Linked DNA regions of Homo sapiens: region 1 is linked to region 2. A link is a contact called in ENCODE Hi-C or POLR2A ChIA-PET data. All regions are on one chromosome and are shown on one strand. Each heading gives the region's core, a stretch centred on a gene start or an enhancer-like site at or near the end of the contact. The rest is flanking DNA. Distances are from core to core; before and after follow the strand shown.

Evidence for each region. A loop is a pair of places that touch in the nucleus more often than their neighbours do. ChIA-PET counts read pairs that join two places held with the same protein, here RNA polymerase II (POLR2A). Pooled maps may share reads with other maps.
Region 1: a map of CD4-positive, alpha-beta memory T cell shows a loop between it and region 2 (3-fold over the local background). The contact joins two enhancer-like sites. A Hi-C loop is called at or near these places in 1 of 168 maps with a recorded cell type or tissue (CD4-positive, alpha-beta memory T cell) and 7 of 50 pooled maps. POLR2A ChIA-PET finds 5 or more read pairs at or near these places in 1 of 52 experiments (activated CD4-positive, alpha-beta T cell).

What each region holds. Positions count from the first base shown.
Region 1 is chr16:79,265,557-79,271,253 of GRCh38, forward strand. It overlaps a transcript of MAF not described here. Among named protein-coding and RNA genes, the nearest start is that of MAF, 330 kb to the right of the region's middle. Within about 2 kb of position 4,080, at least 3 of the 41 ENCODE cell types and tissues checked have a DNase peak (open chromatin) inside an H3K27ac peak, as active enhancers do.
Region 2 is chr16:78,745,302-78,751,268 of GRCh38, forward strand. The region is part of intron 8 of WWOX (WW domain containing oxidoreductase); the gene reads left to right. Among named protein-coding and RNA genes, the nearest start is that of WWOX-AS2, 250 kb to the left of the region's middle. Within about 2 kb of position 4,535, at least 6 of the 41 ENCODE cell types and tissues checked have a DNase peak (open chromatin) inside an H3K27ac peak, as active enhancers do.

The sequences.
Region 1 (5,697 bases), core at 2,830-5,329, 520 kb after region 2:
GACATACGTACCTATGATAAAGATTAATTTAAAAATTAGGCACAGTAAGAGATTAACAGTAATAACTAATAATAACAGAACAATTAGAACTATATACTATTCATAATTTCACAAACAGAGGATTCACTGTTACCACAGATCTTAGCAATCTCAGCACACAATGTTTTTCCTATCCTTAAGTCCAGAACTTTCACCTTTTCCCCTAAAGGAAGCACTTTACAGCTTCTCTTTGGCATATCTGATTGCCAGCATCTCGACTCTAGTTCTTTGGGGCTACTACCAAATGAAATAAGGGTTACTTGAACATGAGCACTGTGATACGCAGCAGTCGAGCTGATGACTGAGATGGCTGCTAAGTGACTCACAGGTGGGGAGTGTCTACAGCAGGGATATGTTGAACACAGGGAGAATTCAACTTTTCTTTTTCTCCTTCCCTTTTCTTCCCTTTCCTCTCCTCTCCTTTCTTTTCTTCTTTTCTTTTCTTTTTCTTTTTCTTTTATTTCTTTGAGGTCTCACTGTGTTGCCTAGGCTGGTCTCGAACTCCTGAGCTCAAGTGATCCTCCTGACTTGACCTCCCAAAGTGCTAGGATTATAGGTGTGAGCCACCACAGCCGGCCAGAATTCATGTCTTGAGGGACAGAGCCAAAGCTGGAGGGAGCAGGATTTGATCACACTACTCAGAATGGCACACAATTTAAAACTTATAAATTGTTTATGTCTAGAATTTTCCATTTAATATTTTCAGTCCATGGTTGACCACGGGTAACTGAAACCCTGGAAAGGAAAACCATGGATAAGGGGGGACTACTGTAATATACCTTGAATCCAAGCCTTTAATAGAGGGGTTCTGAGGACTCCCAGAGCAAAGGGGTAGGTCCCAAAAGGCAATAAGAGCATCTCTGGCTGTTATTATCAAAGTCAGAAAGATGGAAAGAAAGAAGTTGATAACCAAGAAAAAAACAACATGGTGGTGTATGGAACACTTGGACTGGGTTGTCTTTCTGGAAATAGCCATATGCATGATATCAAGATCTTTCCTCACCTCTGATGCTGCACTTTTATTACTTATATAAGAATTAAGCTTCCAAGCTTCAACCAGCTTCTTCATCTTGAGACATGAGGGAGAGTAGGGTAGAGTGATGGATTGGGCTGGGTGGATTTATTTATAATTTGGTCATGTAATAAACATTTTTTGAGCAACTACTATGTGAGACACAGGATACTGGGCTTGGAAGGCAAGGCACCGAACATGATCCTGCTGCCTGCCTTGTTAGAAAAAGGTACCAACCAGTAATGCTCATGAAGAGGAGATGAGGAGATAGAAGTGTTCACAGGGTATCATGGTAATGACATGTATCTTTCCTTTGATTGCAGGGAGACTCACACATTCCTGGACTCAAGCACAGCATGGAGCACATGGCAGCTCTCAATAAACTGTTGTTGAATGAATGAGTTACCATAGTTATTTACTAGTCTGTCTCCACTATGGGGCTGTGAATCCATCCTAAGTAATAATTGCTTATGCATGTAATACACTATAAAGTCAGGATAGCTAAGAGACCCCAACATCTCAGAAGCCTAGAACAACAAAGTTCAATTTTGCTGAAGTTACAGGTCACCATGGATCAGCGTGGAAGTTCTGTCCATGAAGATTCACACTGATGAAGCAGCTGCCATCTTGGATGTGGTGGGGTATTGTGCCCATTATGAAAATCACTCTATGGAGGGTCCAGCTAGCACTTGCAGTTAGATCTGCCAGCCTGGAAGTGGTTCACGTGGTTACTGCTCAGGACTCACTACCCAGAACAAGGAGGAGAGGAGATACACGAAAAGTGTGAGCTCTGCAGATTGTTTTAGGTGTGTGTGTGTACGTGTGTGGTATGGGAAAGGAGGAGTGAATGGGCCAGTGAATGGGAGGAATCCCCTTTGCCCGCTGCTGCGGGGCTGTTGTTCTAGGGCCAAGTACCAAGTGTGAAGATACACAGAGGGATAATGGCAGAATGGCTCACGGCCAATCAGCTGGTGGCGGACAGTGCAGAGGCACTACCTCTGGGATGCACCGGGTAGTATGACATGGAGAGAGTTCTTCAGTCTTTTGGGCAAGACACTTCATCTTTGTGAGCCTCTACCTCCTCTTCTATGAAATGAGATTAAGATGAACACCTGCTTCAATGGTGTTGTCAGGAGTAAGGGGAGAACACAAAGAGTGCAGCGTACATGTGCCCAGTAGATGTTTATGATGAGGCCAGGGGACAAGGGTCTGGAGGGAGCTTCCTAAGTGACAGATTATTTCTTTCCACTAAGACTAGGAGGTGGGAGTGAGGATGGGGTGGGCTGGGGAATACTCCACCTGGCCCGTTCTCAGGTGCCTGGGGGTGTGGGCGGGGGCACGCCTTTCCCCTGGTTCTCCGGCTTGTGGGACTTAATCACACCTCAGTTACTGGCAGAGCTGTCCGGGTGGCACTGAGTCACATCCTCCCCTCTAGGGGAGCTGGGTCTCTGAACTCTCACTGAACATCTTTACTGTTTTGACCCACACAATAAATCCCAAGAAAAACAACATGGCCCCCAGAGTGGCCTCGTTGCTTCTGTTATGCCCTCCATGACCATGGGGTGTGGACATGAGCTTCCCAGCCCTGGGGTTGGAATCAGCTACCCCCTCTCCCCCACAAACACCGGAATTGTGCGTAACTGTACCCATACCATGCAAGAAAAATGTAGTCGTCTCAGCCTGAGGGTTATGATCATGGGCTTGTAGGAAACCTCTGTTCATATCCTGAGTCTTTTGCTCCTGGCTGCAGGATTTTGAGCAAGTCACTTCACCTCTCTAAGCCTCCATTTCCTCATCTGTCAAATGGTCATAGTAATGATGGCACTAGCCTGTTAGGATTACTGTGAAAGTGAATTCAGACAATGCATAGTAAAAGTGCAAGGCTGGAACGTAATATAGGTTAGCAATTGTGACCACCTTTCCCCACAGTAGCCACATTTCTGTAGTCGAACTAGGACAACAGGTTTTGCAACAACAGACATAGAGTTGTTTAAAAATTAAGGAAGAAACAATGGCATTTCTCAGCTAAATGAAAAGAACTGGAAGAATGAATTAGCCAAACTGTAGGCTGAAAGAAATCAAACTACCCAAGAAACATTGCAACAGGAAGCCCACCAACTCCATATATCAGTTTCAAAAGAGGACCCCAATCCTGAGAAAGAAATTCTCACTGTGCTGCCGGCCACCTGGGGCAGCCAACATCATGCACACAAGCCGCATTGTCAGATGCTTGTCTGCAATTCTTCCCTGTGACTTACCAGTGGTATAGCCCTGGGCAAGCCATTTCACTCTTTTGCACCTCTCTTTCTCTGCCTGATAAATGGGAGTAATGATCAGGATCTCTTAGGAGTGTGAGAATTAAGAGATAAAAGCTCCTCAGCTGTGGCTTGCTCATAGTAGGTGTTTTGATATTTGCTAGTTTCCAATCTTTCTACCTTTTCTTGGCCAAATCTTTATGGAAAGCAGCTTTAATGTCTTGTAACCCTGGGACCTGTCTCTATGTTGGTCATTTGGTCTCAATGCTTATTGAACTGTTTACCACCCAAGATGTCTTGGTGTTTGCCTTAGAGAACTGAAATCAGAGTCCAACGTGGAATGGAAGCTGGATGTGATGTAGGGGCTGTTTAGCAAAGGAGTGACTTCCAGCAGTGGCTATGTGCTTCTCGGGCTTGGGTCTGGGCACCCGAGTGAGTTACACCTTCCTCCTCTCACTCACTGCCCCTAATGGCTCATACATGGTTGCAAATCCAGCCTGTAGGTTTACAGGTGTCACCATGGCCGTGAAGCCCTTCTCAGTCAGGAACAAGATTTTACACCTCTTTCTTTCTCTCTGGCGAATGGAGGTATGGGTGGGTGTGGACAGAGGCTTGAACCACAGCTCCCATCCCAAATGAGCCAACACCCCTGTCTTGTCACCAGGCTTTAAAAAAAAATCTAAGTTGTGATTAATGGCATCTTGAGGTTCCCCTTGCAGAAATAAGGTCATGGTGAAGAATATGGCTGATCTGAAACTCCGGTGAACTTCAAGGGCAGGAGCAGAATGATAATTATTCTGGTTTTGGCTCATCTTCCTTCTCTGTGGCCTGTGACTTCAAGGTCGGGGGCTGTCCCTGCCTCTCAGACTTCCTTTCATGCAAATCGCCCTGAGTGAGGGGTGAGGGGTAGCAACACCAGAAAAGGAAGCAAAGGAATGTAATGAACTCCAACCTCCACGGACCTACTTTCTATTTTATAGGCAAGCCTCTAAGGGAGAGGTTTGGCCTTAGCTCCATCGTCACCCAAGCAAGGTCTTGCATATTTCCATAAAATCCCAAACCTAGAAGCAAGCTATGGAGACGAACCTGGTCCATTCATCTCTCAAGAAATGAATGCATTGGTTTCATTCCAGAAAGATCACAGCTCTGAAGGGCTTATGGGTTTTTTTGCAATCCTGTTTTTTTCATCCTGCATGCTTACGGGAATTCAAGTCTCCTAGCTACCTCTTCTCGGGGTGGGTGGAAGGAGGTGAAGGGCCTAGAAGATCAGGGAATAGGCAGCTTTGGGACAGAAGAGACAAAGGAAGCCCCTGAAAAGCAGATCCCTTCTGCATCTAGCTCCCACAGAAGGTACCCCTTTAAAAAAGCATCCTAGTGTATGAGTTCTATTGTGTGCTGGCCTGAGGGCTGCAGGGGGCTTTTTCTTTGCTGGCTTGAGACAGTGGGTGGCTGTGTGTGATATATTTCTTGAGAACCCAAAGTAGTAGCAAGGCTTGCAGTCAAGGAGATGTGGCCAAGGGCAGAGGAGCATGTGTGGAGTGGAGGAAGGAGAACAGATGAAAAGCTAGGAATCCTGCCTCCTTGAGGCACTCAACCCAGTCTTTGAACCATAGATTCCCCATCTGAAAGCAAGGAGCTGGAATCCATCATCTCTCTGCTCCTCTGATTTATAGGCAGGATACCAAGGGAAAGATTTAGTCTTAGCCCCATCATTGCTTAGGTAGGGCTGGCTTGTTTCCAGTGATAATCCCAAATCTAGATGCAGTGACTTTCTGGCACAACCATCTCTCAGGAAGTAAATACACTGGTGACAGTAGGAAGGAGGAGGGTGGAGAAAGCTCCCACTGGCCCTGATTTGTGTGGGCTGAAGTCCAGGCTTGGAAGGCGATCTCTTCCTGGTGTAATTCACTGAGTGCGTCTAAGCAGTGTGGCTTGGGAGGTCACCATGCACTGACCACAACCCTATACACAGACACAGACAGAGACACTCATACACACTCTGTCCCTCTAATTTGTGAGTACAAAGACATGGCCAGAGTTTTTTTTTTTTTTAATGAGACAGAGTTTCACTCTTTTCACCCAGGATAGAGTGCACTGGTGCAATCTTGGCTCACTGCAATCTCCGCCTCCTGGGTTCAAGTGATTCTCCTGCCTCAGCCTCCCGAGTAGCTGGGATTACAAGCGCCCGCCACCATGCCTGGCTTTCTGGCATTTTTTTTTATTTTTTATTTTTAGTAGAGACGGGGTTTCGCCATGTTGGCCAGGCTGGTCTTGAACTCCTGATCTCAGGTGATCCACCTACCTTGGCCTCCCAAAGTGCTGGGATTATAGGCGTGAGCCACCGCACCCAGCCATGGCCACAGTTTTCAAGTGAGAACCATGTTAGGGCCC
Region 2 (5,967 bases), core at 3,285-5,784:
CTTCCTCCACCTCTGCCTTCAAAAGCCTGAATTTCCAAGGCTTTCTGCCATGAGTACTTAGCTTTGAAAAACATGAGCATATTTTTCATTCTTCTTGCCGGCCTCTCCCTGTGTCATGCCTGTTATTCTTTTCTCCCTCAACATTGACCTAGGTCAGAAGGACCCTATTTTAATGTTTAGCGTTTGGGGGTCACTCCATAGAGAGGGGTTTGTGGAAATCCTTTTTTTTTTTTTTTTTTTTTTTGCTTCTTTCTGTGGATCTGTTTGGAAATGTAACATTTTAAAGCCCTTCTTGGCTGGAGGATTTTTTATGGTAAACATAAAACGTTCATTGAAACATTAAACATTTTACAGCTGTTTTTCAGCACATAAATTTTCATAGACATCCACCCCCTCACTGCCACACCCCCTCATAGATTTCTTCTTTTCCTCCTCCTTCTCCTCCTCCCTCTTCCTCCTCTTTTTCCCCCCCCTTCAAATAGTTCCAAGACCAGAGTTGAGGGTGGGTGGGTAGAGGGCTAGTTTACAGATAAAATGGTTGGTGTAGATCATCTAGTTTGGAAAAAGCACATTGTATTTTAATACTAGGAACGTGTGCATGCCAGAAACCTGCCAAGGAAAACACTCCCGCTGCTCCTTCCAGCCCTGACTCCAGCTGCTATGAACTGGAACCCTGCACCACGTCTCAGAAGGCTACTGGGAAGGGCCATAATCTGTATCCATCCACAAGGAGAGGTGGAGGGGGGCTACTCTAAGAAGCCAAAATGCTCAGGAAAGCCAGAGCTAAGATGGTGCAAACCAGCATGTGATTTGTCCAAGGACATCGTTTTGATATGATGAACCATGGGTGGTTTGGGCATTTGTCAAAGCAGGGTCAGCAGAAAGCTGACGTAGTTGGGTCTAAAGTACAACAGGACTGAGCATGGTGGCTCACACCTGTAATTCTAGTGCATTGGGAGGCCAAGGCAGGAGGATTGCTTGAGGCCAGGTGTTCAAGACCAGCCTTGGCAATATAGCAAGACATTGCCTGTACAAAAAATTTAAAAATTAGCTGGGAATGATGGTGCATGCCTGTAGTCTCAGCTACTTGGGAGGCTGAGGCAGGAGGATCAACTGAGCCCAGGAGTTTAAGGCTGCAGTGAGCCATGATCATGCCACTACACTCCAGTACACTCCAGGACTTTAGGCCTGCTAAAGTGCATTGTAGTAATACTAGATATCAGCACCCTTGCCATGGCCTCATGAGCAGTGAAATGAACTTTCTTGCTCCTGGATTTTTGGCTCTTGGCCTTGTAATTTTTTTTTTTCATGGGATATTAGTCAACATGATGTGAGCAGAGTCTTGAGATGTGCTTGCATGATTGGCTTTGTACTCCTGCATTTTTCCCATAGCCAATGCCTTTTCTTCAGCTTGGGCTGCAGAATGAGATAGATGAAACAGACCTGAATCTGACTTATACCCTGGAGCCATTTTCAGCAAACCCAGTCAATATCAGGCCAACCTCAACCAATTCTTAGACTAGTGAGTGAGGAAAATAAATATTTGATCTTGTGAACCCTTGAAATTTTGAGGTTGTTTGTTATGCGGCAGTATTTTGGCAGTAGCTGATGAATACACCACTCCCCATCCCTAGTGGCTTCCTATACCATTTAGAATAAAAATACACGCTCTTTTCCAGGGTCTACATGTCCTGAAGACCTGAACTCCTGCCTGCCTCTCAGTTTATTTCCTACCTCAAGTAGCTGTGCCCAATGTCCTCCCAATATCCTGCAACCACTCTAGTCTTCTTTCTTTTCCTGGGACCCACAGAGCCTATATCTGCTTCAAGGCTTTTGTACATGTTGTTTCTTTTGCCTGGGAAGAGTGGTGGGGGGCACTTTCTTGCCCATTTTTTTTTTTTTTTTTTGAGATGGAGTCTCGCTCTTGTCATGCAGGCTGGAGTGCAGTAGCACGATCTCGGCTCATTGCAACCTCTGCCTCCCGGGTTCAAGCAATTCTCTAGCCTCAGCCTCCCAAATTGCTGAGAGTACAGGCATCTGCGACCACACCTGTCTAATTTCTTATCTTTCTAACACAGTTTAAATATCACTTTCTCAGAGGCCTACCCTGACCATCCTACTTAAGTAACAATAATAAAATAAAAATACCCATCATTTATGAAGTGCTCATTATGTGCCAGCGTTCTTAGCATCTCCCAACAACCCTAGGAGACAGGCATTACAATGAGCCTTCGTAATGTTCAGATGAGGAAACTGAGGCTAAGAGAGCCTTGGCAAGCTGAGTTACTTAGCTAGCAAATGGTGGAGTCGAATTCAAACCCTGCCTCTCCTCACCCACTCTGTTTCTTTTCTTTTGAGCACTTACCACTTTCTGAATATGTATACAATTGTTTCCTCGATTACTGTCTGCCTCTTCTTCCCTAGAGCGTCAGCCCATGAGCTTATCCAGCCTACAGAGGAGATGCTGCAGCTTGGCAGAGCATGGATTGCTCAACATACCAGAGTTTAGTCCTACCTCTGTCTCCAAGCTGCTCCATGATCAAGGATAAACTATAATCTTTCTCTCTGCCTCAGTTTTTCCACCTGTCAGTGGAGGGGCATGCTCTTGGATGCCTGAGTTTTTCTTAGACTCAGCATCCTGCAGCCGAAATAACCATGCTTCTTAGTGGTCCTCTTGCGTAGCAGCCTAAGAAACTCCAAGTCCATCTGCGCCGAAGAGTATTGAACTTGGCCAGAGCACTTGGGATCTGCAGAAGTGTCCCCTGTCTGTTAGTTTTTTCACAGACTCTGCTCTTTCTCTCCCAGACCGGACCCTCCACTCCTCTATCTCGCATTTATCCATTGCACCCCGTGTCATTGCCGAATTCCTGAGCTACAAAGGTGAACAGGCACCAAAGCTAGGGCAGTGTCCACTCAATACATATCTGATGAATGAATGAATGAACCTTGTCTACCACAGATAGCTCACCACAAATAAACATTTTAATCTACTATAAAATAGCTCAAAAGACTCTATGCAAATAATTACTGTTACCCAGTGGTGGAAGTGCTTCACTTTTTATGGAAAGTCTTTCACTCATTTCTATCTGCAGTATTTACTGGGCATTTTTCCACGCCAAGCCCTGGGGATACAGAGTTAAATAAAATAGAAGCTTAATCCAGGCATGCTGGCTGTAAAGTTCACCTTTCGGCTCCTTTCTGCCATTCTTATTAGGGTCTTGCCCCATCTTGGCAGCAAGCCTGCTTTACCATTGGAGACCTCAGCTCTGATTACAATACGTCCGTGATCAACATGCCCTAACTGGTTAGCAGATGGCAGCTGCATGAAGTCACTGGGCCCAGATAGGAATCAACAAGGGAGATTAGGTAAAGTGCTTATTTGAGGTGCTGTCAGGGCCCGTGGCAAAGGGTTCCCTCATTCCCTCTGCAGTTATTTTTCATGCACACTCGGATTACACTGCTCGGTGATATTACATCTGCATGCGTCTTGCCCTCTGACACGGCAAACACAGATGCTGCCCAAATCCTTGTAAAGCCATATATCTTAAGTAGGAAGGAGCATCTTTGCAGGGGAGGTGAATTGATTTGCAAAGCAGCCTGACACATGGTCTCTTATTTCTCCTTGCAATCAAATAATTCATCTTTATGCCCGTAGGGCCGTGGTGAAATTTGAACCTGACCAAATCAACGACTGCAAGGTTTATTTGTAGCAGTGGGATCAGAGAAATTAGCCAAGTGTATTCTAAAATTATCAATTGCTGATCACATGGTCTGGATGTGTTTTAGTGCTTAGGGGTTGGTGGACCGAGGCTATGGTGGCATAGTCCTCCATGACCAAGGGCTGTCTGCATGGGTACGCAGATAAAACATGCACTGCCATGGGGTGACCTGTGTGCCATGCATCACACACAGACTACTGTTTAACCACCTACATCATAGGTAGATCCTGCATTTTACAAATGAGGAAACAGAGCTCGAGAGAAGTTCAATCCTCTTCCCTACAGAGAGGAAAGGGGAAAAAAATGGACTTTCAAGACAGCTGAAATTCAAAACAAAACAATGTTTTAAAATTGAATACAGCCTTTTGCATTAAAATTACCATTTTAATAATAGTTTAAAAGAGAGAAAGAGAGAGACCCAAAATAGTCAAACTGAGGTTTTGGGTTCTGGTGATAGAATATTAAATCATAATGAAGCATTTAATGTTTTGTTGTTGTTACAATTGTTGTTTTACCCTAGGGCTATGCAAAGTAGTTTAAGGATGTATTTATTTCAGTGGGGAAAAAAAGTGGAGGATATACATTTGGAGGATAAGGAAGCATGAATTAGGGTGGAGGAAGTGTTTTCTGGTCTAGCTAAGGAGGAAAAATTATAGACCTCAAAATAGGTGTCATTTAATATATATCTGTGAAAATGGGCCAAATAGATTGCCTCCGTTAAAGCCGTATTGGATGTTCAAATCTCGAGTTACCTGAAATGCAACTGTACTTCCTATATTTAACCAGGCTTTTTATAAACTGTTCCTCTTAACACCTCAAGCTGACAACCACATCCTGGGTGGTTATTTAATACCAAGTTTGACTTTCTTCACTTTGAGGGTCCTCAAAATAGAAGGTCAGAGAGTAGACTTTTAAAAGTCTTGCACTGTTTACAAGTCAGATGCTTTTTGGCAGAGTGACTCTCAGCTCCCCCCAACAATCCCTTCTTGTCGTTCAGTAGTAGATAGACTCTATCAGGGAAAAATAGGAGAAATAAAATAAGACAGCATATGGAAGGCATTGCTGAAAGTCTTTTTCACACCTTAAAAACAAGGAAGAAGAGAAATGAAAATAAAATAGTGAGCAACACCTCGGTGAAAGTAGAGGTGTTTGTACAGTTCAGCTGCTGCCTTATTCAAAAACAGGAAGAAAAACCCACTGCCCAGGTCAGCTGGTGGGTGATCTCCACTGAACTCCTATTCAGAGGCTCAGTTTCTCTGCAGGACAGAAATGAGAGGCACAAAATTTCATAGCTGTCTTGCCCCTCCTGTGGTCTGTAAGAATGGGACCAGGACTCCTAGTTGTGAACCCGAAAGGATTTCCATTAGGATCAGGAAGTGTGAGTTGGCTTAGAAAAAGTAAAGAAAGAACAGTGCTGTTTCATTTATTTATCATGTGTAAGTAAACTGGGATTTATTTTATTTTATTTTTTATTTTTTGTTTCAGTTTCGGGGGGTACATGTGTAGGTCTGTTACATGGATATCTTGCAAGATACTGAGATTTGGGCTTCAATTGAACCCATCACCCAAATTAGTAAACATAGTACTCAATAGGTAGTTTTTCAATCCTTTTCTCCTTCCCTCCCTAGTCCCCCCTTTTGAAGTCCCCAGAGTCTATTGTTCCTGTCTTCATGCCCATGTGTACGCAGTGTTGAGCTTCGACTTGTAAGTAAGAACATGCGGTATTTGGTTTTCTGTTTCTGCATTTATTCGCTCAGGATAATGGCTTCAAGCTGTATCCACGTTGCTGCAAAGAACATGATTTTCTTCTTTTTTATGGCTGTGTAGTATTTCGTGGTGTATACGTACCACATTTTCTTTAACTAATCCACCATTGATGGGCACTTAGGATGATTCCATGTCTTTGCTGTTGTGGGTAGTGCTGCCAAGAACGTGAGTGCAGGTGTCTTTTTAGTAGAGTGATTTATTTTCCTTTGAATGTATACCCACTAATAAGATTGCTAGGTCAAATGGTAATTCTATTTTTAGACCTTTGAGAAATCTCCAATTTATTTTTCATAGGGACAAGGTTGCAGAGAAAAGAGAAGAGTGCTGTTTCAAACAGTTGAAACCATTCCTACTTCCAAAAAGAATTTGACTCAAAAGGGAATAGTACACTACATATAAAAGACAGATGTATTTAATTTGTGTTTCGAACTACATATCAGAAATTAGTTAGAAGAAGATATGAGATAAATATACCTGGAAA